2 separate regions of the Homo sapiens genome follow, and region 1 is linked to region 2. Evidence: read pairs that join two places in POLR2A ChIA-PET (ENCODE). Cell type or tissue: Caco-2. All regions are shown on one strand. Each heading gives the region's core, and the rest is flanking DNA. Links, peaks and the distances in the headings are about the cores only.

What was found. ChIA-PET counts read pairs that join two places held together with the same protein. Peaks named below come from ENCODE experiments on the same cell type or tissue, not always from the same donor. Only the 100,000 strongest peaks of a DNase experiment are listed, where the experiment ranks them.
Region 1: POLR2A ChIA-PET joins it to region 2 with 6 read pairs; 2 of 35 experiments call an interaction of 5 or more read pairs at or near these places.

What each region holds. Positions count from the first base shown.
Region 1 is chr5:173,579,760-173,585,145 of GRCh38, reverse strand. LINC02995 (long intergenic non-protein coding RNA 2995) reads right to left here. Exons shown (of 4, transcript NR_027108.2): 2 at 4,771-4,917; 3 at 1,238-1,868; 4 at 78-1,036. Among named protein-coding and RNA genes, the nearest start is that of LINC02995, 2.8 kb to the right of the region's middle. In Caco-2, for the core only: a CTCF peak has its summit at 3,294 (motif pointing right); a DNase peak (open chromatin) is centred at 3,305.
Region 2 is chr5:173,650,720-173,656,042 of GRCh38, reverse strand. All of the region lies in intron 2 of LINC01863 (long intergenic non-protein coding RNA 1863), which reads right to left. Among named protein-coding and RNA genes, the nearest start is that of LINC01863, 11 kb to the right of the region's middle. In Caco-2, for the core only: no CTCF peak of the experiment used is centred there; no DNase peak of the experiment used is centred there.

The sequences.
Region 1 (5,386 bases), core at 268-5,267, 71 kb after region 2:
CTATAAGTCCATTAAACCTCTTTTTCTTCCCAGTCTCAGGTATGCCTTTATCAGCAGCATGAAAACAGGCTAATATATACCCCCAAAGTTAGATACTTTATCATATTACAGTTGTGTGGATTTGGATTTGCAGGACTCAGCTGGTTGATTCTCTTGATGAATGTGGTGCCAACGGAGGTCACTCCATGGTAATCAGCCTGTAGGTGTGCTGGGCTGGTCTAGAGATCCCAGGATGGCTTCACTTACATGTCTGGTGACATTGGCTGGTGGGGGCTGGCTGCAAGGCTGGGCTCAGCTAGGACCACAAACAGAGCTCCTGAACATGGTTTCAGCAACCTGGTGGTATTAGGGCAGTTGATTACATGGCAGCTTCAAGCTCCCAGAGAGTGTCCTAAGAGAGGTGAAGTGAACTGCCACCCTCTAAAAAGCCCAGGCCTGGAAACTGACAAGCACCACTTCTGCTGTATTCTGTTGGTCAAGTAGTCACAAGCCTGCCCAGGGCACCCCACCTCACCTCTCCATGCAGGGAGTGACAAGGAATTTGGGACCATCTTCAATCCACTACAGTCCCCATTCTCCACTTGCAGTCCGAATTCCCCCACAGGCAGCCTTTCTGTGTATCTGATGTGCGTCCTTGAATTTGAACATAGTGTCTAACGTAAGCTACCTAAATCTGTGTGGACATCCCCTTCCTTGCTTCTGACTGATAGATGCTTCTCCAAGGTGTACACCCACCACATTTACTTCTGTCTTCCCCAGGGATGGGTGCCTGAGTGGCCAACGCCCCTGCCAGAAACAATGCTGAATGAGCACCTCCCCACATGCCCCTTTTGGACAAAAAGTGTCTCTGCGCCGCATACCGAGGAGTGGCATTGCTGTGGGCAGAAGACTTACGCAGTCGACTTGAACCAGCACCATCAGACAGCCTCCGGAGTGGCTGCACCTTCTCATACTCCCTTGCAGAGAACAAGGGTTCCTCTTCCCCCCCTACTCCAGCTAACACTTGGCATTAGCTGACTTTCTAATTTTTGCTGACCTGATGAGTGTACAGAGTAAAGTTTCATGTTGAACTTTTAAAACAAAGGGGGAAAATACAGAGGGAAAAGAATAGGAAGGAAAGTGGTTAGGAGGGAAGGAAATGGCAGCTGGCTAAGTGGGAAGAATTGGGAAGTCAAGTTTTCTGGACTGCACAGTACCCTACAGAATCCTAGGGGCCATCAGAGCAGCTGCAGGTCACCTTGTGGAAAAGTGCAAAATACAGTTTAGACATTTGGAATTTGGCTTCCTGGCAGCCTGGCTGGAAGGTGTTGGTTCCACAGGGCCAAGGCTGGCTGTGCCTGCCTCCCTCTGGGTCCTGGAAGCTGAGGGAGGTGGACCAGCCTCCAGCTCCCAGGTTCTTATGCTCCTCCTATTTATCTCTCAGTCCTTTCCTGGCAGCCAGAGAGTCCATCTTTAGCGGGGACCTGTACAGTATTGTTTTAATCTTCAGCTCTCTCTGCTTCCTCTCTGTTCCCTTCCTCCCTTCCTCTTCTCCTTGTCTACCACACAGAACAGATGTGGAAAAAGCCAGGCCTTTAGGAACATCTGCTGAGACACCAGCTGCCTTCCTCCTGGGCTAAGGAAACTGTGACCCCTCTGATTATTGGGTTTCATCCAAGGACCTCAGTTCTCTGGCCAGAATATTTGCATCGAAGTCAGCAAGGTCTTCTAGCTATTTAAGAGAATTTGCTAAATCCCTGAAGATCTGTACATATAGAAGGAAGGGAGAGATGCTATTTTTTAAACATTGGCTGCAGTTGGAGCTGGCTGGCCCAGAAGTGCAGAATTCCCAATGCTTCCCAAGGAGCATGCATCACTCTCGGAAATACCTGGACACATAGGAGAGGTATAGGAAAAATGAGTTGAGTTGTTCTGATTAAGAAAGGAACTGCAATTTGGAACTTGATCAGCAGCTGCATGCTGACTGCTAGAGGAAGAAGGGTTTGTTTCTGTTTTTGTTTCTTTGTTTTTTTGGGAGGGGACAAAGTGATTTCTGAAAGAGAATGAGAGGGCCTAGAAGTAAAAATGAGGCAGAGGGAATTGGAGGAGGAAATGGCCAGTGATAAATTCCTCCTAGCAGGAGTTCCCCGCCCAGATGGGGACTTCAGTGTAGAATCATTTACTTTGGGGATGACACCTCTTGTTAACTGCAGACCTGCAGGAAACATCTGCTAAACTTGACAGCTGTGAGCTGCTGGTGGTCATTGAAAGACCAGCATTAAGTTGACAGGCAGAAAGAAAACACAGTCCCGGGGGAAGAAAGGAATGAGATGGGAGTGCTCAGTGTGAACAGGAAATCAGAGCCAGGGATGACCAGTAAAATATAAGCCCTGGGGGAATCTAGAAACATCTTGGAAAGGGCCCAAGGCTTTTCCATAACATGTGGACTGGGAGGCTCTCGGGAAGGACCCCAGACTGGTGAACTTGGGAATATGCAAGCTGAAGGCATCTGGGATACACGAGTGGGTGCACACACGCACATGCGCACACACGCACATGCACACTCACACGCACACATGCACACACTGCAGATCCCCTAGAGTAGTGGTCCTCAACCTTGGCTGCACATTTGAATTGCCTGGGGCTTTAAAAAATGCCAGAGCCTACCCTCACCCCAATGCCACCAAACCAATGACATCAGAATCTGTGGGAATCAGACCCACACGTCAGGTTTTCAAAGCTCCCAGGGCTGAGCAGCATTGTTCTACAGCCTGACAGCTCCAGCTGCCTGGAGAGCAGATGCCATTTACAGTCTCCTGCAACCAAAGACTCGCCTGAACCATCGTGCCCTTCCATCACACACCATACCCAGGCCTTCTCCCTTCCTTTCTCACCACCTCCCCTACCCGCTTCCCAACAGATCTCCTCCCACAGTCACAAGATAAGACACAGGCGCCCAGTGGAATTTAAGCCTGAGAGAAACCACAAATAATTTTGTTTAATATAAGTATGAGTTGTGTAAAATTAGTAGATGTCATGCAACATACTCATACTAAAAGTTATTTGTGATTTCTCTAAAATTCAAATTTAACCAGGCATCCTGTGTTTTTAGTTGCTAAATCTGACAATCCTAGATAGAGACAACTTAAAAACAAATAGAGAGTGTCCTTCCTCGACAAGGGACAGAGATCTGGTACCACCACTAGCACTAGACCCAGAGTCAAAGCCCAGGGCTCCTGGGCTGAGGCCCCTGGGAGAATCAGCAAAGCTTTTCGCCTTCCCCACACGTGCTGTGGGCGCGCAGTACTGCAAGTTATCACCACCAGAGGGCGCACTCTGAGTAGGCGGGAGGAGCCCGCAGGGACAAGACCCCAATCCACAGATGCTTAGAGAGACAGTGAGGGCGCAATCCCCAAAGGAGCATTAGTGTTCAACTGGTGGGGTCCAGGGACATTTCTTCCTCTTCTAAACTAAATGATCCCGAAGACACCTGAGATTCAATGAGAGAGAAGGGTGAGCCCGGGGTAGAATGGTAAGACTCAAAACCTGGCAGGTTTCTTTTACAGTGATTTATTGCTTTGATTTTTAAAAATTGCACAAATAAAATAGACCATTCAGAATTAAACGTGGAAGTCCTCCTTTTAATGTCCCCATTCACCTGCCTCGCATGTGTGTCATGGATCTTCCTAGATCTACTTCTACGCACGTGAGTGCGTGTGTGTGTGTGTGAGTGTGTCTGTGTGAGTGTGTGTGTATGTGTGTGTAATATGGGTTTGTTGGTTAAATTCTTTACACAAATCCCATCAGAATATGTATGTAGATAATTTCTAGAAATTTCTTTTTTCATCTAATAGATTTTGAGGAGGATCACTCTGTGACATAGGCAATATTAATTTCATTTACTCTTCACAATGACCCTATGAGGTAGGGGCTAGTGTTATCGTCCGTTATACAGATGGAGAAACTGTGACACAGAAAGGCTAAGTGAGTTGCACAAGATCACACAGCAAGTAAGTGGCAAAGCTGGGATTGAAACCTAGGCTATCTGGCTTTGGAGCACGAATGCTTAATCACTCTTCTGCAATACTTGGCTTTAACCACTGCATCACAGTCTAGCCTAGAGATGGACCATAGTATATTTATAACCACTGCCCTTTTGATCCATATGCAGGCTGTGTCCAGGGTTCCACTAGTATAAAAAAGGATGCAGAGAAGAGCTTTGTGCAGCAGCCAGAGGGGTTCTTGCAGGGTAGTGGCCCAGCTGTGGAGTATGCACAGGTTACATTCCAATAAATACTGTTAGATTTTATTCCCAAGAGGTTGAAACTTTCCCATTCCCAGCAGTTGTGTTAGTGTGCCCATCCCCCTTGGTGCCATCGAGGGCATGCAGGCAGAAGGAACAGCCTGTGGAGAGGGGCGTGGATATGGTTTGGGGAATGGCAAGAAGTCCAGTGAGGCTGAAGGTTGGGTTGTAGTTGCTGGTTGCGAATGTAATCTATTTTATGCTCTGCAAATTTGATACACGATACCACGATATTTCATTGTAGTTTTTGTTTGCATTTCCCCAATTACCAGGAAGCAATATCATCTTTTTGTGTGTTTATGAGCCATTTGTGTTTTTTCTTCTGTAAACTTTATGTTCATATTTTTACACTTTCCCAATGGGATGTTTATCTTCTTGGTTTGTAGGTGCTCTAGTATTATGGGATGTTAGTCTTTTGTCAGTTACATTTGCACGAATATTATCTCATGGCGTGTTGCTCTTACAAACTCAAGTTTTTAGATAGTAACCTGGATTGTCAAATGCGACAAGACGGTTTCTCAGTCACAGCTGTGGAATGTGTAACGAGACAACCTCTCTGAAGGGCAGCTTGGTAATAGATACCAAATGTGCTTTAAATCGTGTACACTTGCTGATGCTGGTATTCTATATCCATCCTAAGGAAAGATCAGGGATAAAGACAGCAAGTTAGCTCTGAAGATGGTCATTCCAGTTTTGTTAATGATGTAACAATTTGAGAACCTTTACATGTCCAGTAATAGCGCATTGGAAAAATCAATTACATCTTAATCACTGGCAGGAATATAATGTTACCATGAAAAAAGATGCAATAAAACTGTGTTTTTGACTGTACTAGTAAATGAAAAAATTGATAGCATGAAAGATTTTGTCCAGTATTATTCCATTTTTGTAAAAATGTTTAAAGTTCAGGCTGATAAGATATACCCCAAAATGTTGATAATGATTTTTCTCTGCATGGAGCTATTATGGGGTAATCTTTACTGTCTTATTTTTGCTACTCTAAATTTTTTTTAAATTTCTACAAATAATATTAATTACTTTTATAATAAATATATATTTTTAAAATTATACATACATATATATATACACACACGTATGCATATA
Region 2 (5,323 bases), core at 324-5,323:
AGAAGGTCATCTCGGACTTTCCAGCCCAGTCAGCTCCAGCTGAATGCAGCCTTGTGAGAGAGTCCAGGCAAAACCAGCAGCCCATGAAATTATGAGAAATAATAGACCATTATTGTTCCAAGCCACTATGTTTTGGGGTGGTTTGTTATACAGCAAAAGGTAACTGATATACCCCAGATCTTTATTGTCAACTGGGTAGCAAATGTTTTTAGAAAGCAACATTGAGCAAATATTTCCGGGGCATTTAACTTGATTTTCATAGAAACGTGATGGTCTTCGTTTTCTGCTCTAATTGCACTGATTTATAAAGTATTTGATGAAAGTATAGAATTACAGTTATAATCCCAGTGGTATAAACAGGCTTAAGGACCAATACAACCTGACTCTGATGAGCCCAGAAGTCACCTGGTGGGAGCAGAAGGATGCAAACATACCAGAAAGCAGCCAAAGCTTGTTAGCACCATGGGTGTCCAGGAGCATCAGAGGAATGGAGAGCACTGGGGAATCCAGCCACTCTCTGTAATAGAGGTTGGTAAAGAGAGCTTTTACCCTGTTGTTAAGAAAGAAAATTAGCTACAGAGAAATTCACTTGGTAGGATCCAACTGTAGAAAAACAAAACCAACATGTCTGTTCATGTTAGTATGACAACACGGAGAATGATCTAGAAGGATACATGCCAGACTTGTCATGGCTACCTCAGGGCTAAGAGTGGGAATAAAGAGGGAAAGGAGACATGGGGCAAAAGCACTGTAGCAAAATGCAAAATGTACATGGCTTTAAGTAAAAACAAATAGAAAGTAAAATCAATGAAAGATGATGGGATAGTAGGCAGTTCTGAGCTTGAATTTTCTTTCTTTAGTAGTTTTTATAATAAAGAGCAGAGGAAAAAAAACTACACTCTCAGATATATGCCATAGTATCTTGTGATTTTTATGCCAATGACATATTGTTATAATCCACCAAAAATAATTTCCCTCTGCCCTATATCTGCATATTCATTAGTTGGTATATTTTCTATAATATTTAGCACTTTCTAACTGGCTTTATTTGCATATATTTTTATATTTTGTTATTTGATTATAAGGTACTTGAGGGTACAAAATGGTACCTTACATAACTGGGCATCTTCAAAGTGCCTTGTTCATAATAGGCGATCAATAAATGTTTCTTAGATGAAAGGGGAAAGAAAACCTCACTCTGATGGCAGTTGACTAGGGAGAGATCCAGGAGGTAGTCAATTCAATCTCCGGAAGAGCTCGCAGCAAGTGCATTAGTCAGGGCACAGCAAATGACAACAGAGCCAGACTCTCACCTGCTTTTTAAGCAATGAGGAAATACATTTTCTCACATAGCCTGATGTCCGGAGGCAGGAGAGCTGCAGTTCCCAGCAACTCACCCAGATTCAAAGTGCCCCAGAGAAGATGAGAAGTACTTTCTTTCCGTGTTATTTTCTTAGAAATATGGAAACCTGGTGGAGACTCATATAAAAATGGTGGATAGGAGGCAAGACTAACTTGCAGCTCCCATTCGGATGGACAGAGTAGCAGGTGGAAACTCACGTGAACTTTCGCTCTAAGAACTACCAAGGGAACATACCAGGAAAGCCAAGAGAATGAGAATCCACAGACCCTTTAAAGGAGGTGGATTGCCACCGCGGGCTGCGTGGAACTGCCAAGGAACTGTGAGTCTGCTTGTTTTCTCGGCTGGGAGGCTTGTAGCCTGGGGCAAGTTCTCAGCCCTGCTCACCCGCTGCCTGTAAATAAATCCTGTGCTGTTGGGGGTGCATGGTGAGAGTGGCCTTTCAGGCTGTGGGCTGCATGGGAGCTGGGTGAAGCCTGTGGCTGCCAGCTTTCCCCCAATTCCCTGGTAACCTGTGTGACACAGCAGAGGCAGACATAGTCCCCTGGGAACATAAATCCACTGGCCTGGGAATCACACCCCCATCCCCCACAGCAGCTGCAGCAAGCCTGGCCCAATGAGAGGCTGAGCTCAGACATGCCTAACCCTTCCCTCACTTGGTGGTCTTTCTCTACCTGCCCTGATAGCTAAAGACAAAGGACATAATCTCCTGGGAGCTCTATGGCCCCGCCCACTACCTGACCGTAGGGCAGTCTTGTATCTTTCCTCTACTACTGTAGCTGATGAGCTCTTGAAAATGTCACCTCCTGGCCAGAGGCCAACCAACTCAAAACCAGTGCACTAAACAAAAATACAACCCAGGGCCCTCAGAGTCGACTTCACTCCCCTGCTACCTCCACTGGAGCAGGTTCTGCTATCCACAGCTGAGAGACCTGAAGACGGTTCACATCACAGGACTCTGTGCAAACACCTCCAGTACCAGCCCAGAGCCTGGTGGCCCTGCTGGTTGGCTAGATCCAGAAAAGAAATAACCCTCATTGCATTTCAGCTCTCAGGGAGCCCTATCCTTGGGAGAAGGGGAGAGCACCAAATCAAGGGAGCACCCCATGGGACAAAAGAATCTGAACAGCAGCCCTTGAGTCCCAGATCTTTCCTTTGACATAATCTACCCAAATGAGGAGGAACCAGAAAAACAATTCTGGTAATATGACAAAACAAGGTTCTTTAGCACTCCCAAAAGATCACATTAGCTCACCAGCAATGGATCCAAACCAAGACAAAAATCTCTGATTTGCCAGAAAAACAATTCAGGAGGTCTACTATTAAGCTACTCAAGGAAGCACCAGAAAAAGCTGAAGTCCAACTTAAAGAAATAATAATAAAAAAAGATACAGGATATGAATGGAAACATCTCCAGTGAAATAGATAGCATAAATTTTAAAAATTCACAACCTCTGGAAATAAAGGATACACTTAGAGAAATGAGAAATGCACTGGAGAGTCTCAGCAATAGATTGAACAAGTAGAAGAAAGAACTTCAGAGCTCGAAGACAAGCCTTTCAAATTGACCCAATCCAACAAAGAAAAATAAATTTTAAAAAATTAACAAAGCCTCCAGGAAGTTTGGGATTATGTTTAAAAGACCAAACCTAAGAATAATTGGTGTTCCCAAGGAAGAAGAGAAATCTAAAAGTTTAGAAAACATATTAGAGGGAATAGTCAAGGAAAACTTTCCCAGCTCTGCTAGAGATCTAGACATCCAAATACAAGAAGATCAAAGAACACCTGGGAAATTTGTCATAAAAAGATCATTACCTTGGCACATAGTCATCAGATTATCTAAAGTCAAGACAAACAAAAGAATCTTAAGAGCTGTGAGGTGAAAGCATCAGGTAACCTATAAAGGAAAACCTATCAGATTAACAGCAGATTTCACAGCAGAAACCCTGCAAGCTAGAATGGGATTGGGGTTCTGTATTTACCCTCCTTAAACAAAACAATTATCAGCCAAGAATTTTGTATCCAGTCCTATGTTTGCCCTCCTTAAACAAAACAATTATCAGCCAAGAATTTTGTATCCAGCAAAACTAGGCTTCATAAATGAAGGAAAGATAATCTTTCAGACAAACAAATGCTGAGAGAATTTGCCACTACCAAGCCAACACTATAAGAAATGCTAAAAGGAGCTCTAAATCTTGAAACGAATCCTCGAAATACACAAAAATAGAATGTTCTTAAGGCATAAATCTCACAGGATCTATTAAAACACACACACACACACACACACACAATGAAAAAAAAAAACACAAGGCATTTAGGTAACAAATACCACAATGAATAGAATAGTACCTCACATGTCAATACTAACATTGAATGTAAATGGCCTAGATGCTTCACTTTAAAGATACAGAATAGCAGAATGGGTAAGAATTCATCAACCAAGTATCTGCTGTCTTCAAGAGACTCACCTGACACATAAGGACTCATATAAACTTAAGGCAAATGGGTGAGAAAAGATATCCCATGCAAATGGATACCAAAAGTGAGCAGGAGTAGCTATTCTTATATCAGACAAAACAAACTTTATAGTAACAGTTAAAAAAAGACAAAGAGGGACATTATATAACGATAAAAGAACTAGTCCGACAGGAAAATATCACAATCCTAAATATATGTTCACCTAACACTGCAGCTCCCAAATTTATAAAACAATTACTACTAGACCTAAGAAATGATATAGATGGCAACACAATAAAAGTGGGGGACTTCAGTACTCCACTGACAGCACTAGACAGAGCATCAAGACAGAAGGTAAACCAAGAAACAACGGACATAAACTATACCCTAGAACAAATGGACTTAACAGATATTTACAGAACATTCTACCTAACAACTGCAGAATATACCTTCTATTCAGCAGCACATGGAACATTCTCCAAGACAGACCATATGACAGGCCACAAAACAAGTCTCAACAAATTTAAGAAAATCAAAATTATATCAAGTGTGCTCTCAGACCACAGTGGAATAAAATTGAAAATCAACTCAAAAAGGAACCCTCAAAACCATGCAAATACATGGAAATTAAATAACTTGTTCCTGAATGATCATTGGGTCAGCAATGAAATCAAGATGGATATTTAAAAATTCTTTGAACTGAAAAATAATAGTAAGCCTATCAAAACCTCTGGGATACAGTAAAAGCAGTGCTAAGAAGAAAGTTCATAGCATTAAATGCCTACATCAGAAAGTCCAAAAGAGCATAAATAGGCAATCTAAAATCACAACCCAAGAAGCTAGAGAAACAATCAAACCCAAATCCAGCAGAAGAAAATAAATAATCAAGATCAGAGCAGAATTAAATAAAATTGAAACCAAAAAATACAAAAGATAAATGGAACAAAAAGCGTGTTCTTTGAAAAGATAAATAAAATTGATAAACCATGAGATTAACCAAGTAAAGAAGATAGAAGATCCAAATAAGCTCAATTAGAAATGAAACGGGAGATATTACAACTGATACCACAGAAATACAAAAGATCATCCAAGGCTACTATGAACACCTTCAGTTGCATAAACTAGAAAACCTAGAAGAGATGGATAAATTCCTGGAAATATACCACCCTCATAGATTAAACCAGGAAGACATAGAAACTCTGAACAGACCAATAACAAGGAGCAAAATTGAAAAGGTAATTAAAAAGTTACCAACAAAAAAAAATCCAGGACCAGACAGATTCACAGCTGAATTATATCAGACATTCAAAGAAGAATTGGTACCCATCCTATTGACGCTATTCCAAAAGATAGAGAGACAGGAAACCCTTTCTAAGTTATTCTATGAAGCCAGTATCACCAAAAACAGGAAAGGACATAACAAACAAACAAACAAACTACAGACCAATATCCCTGATGAACACAGATGCAAAAATCCACGAAATACTAGCTAATTAAATCCAACAG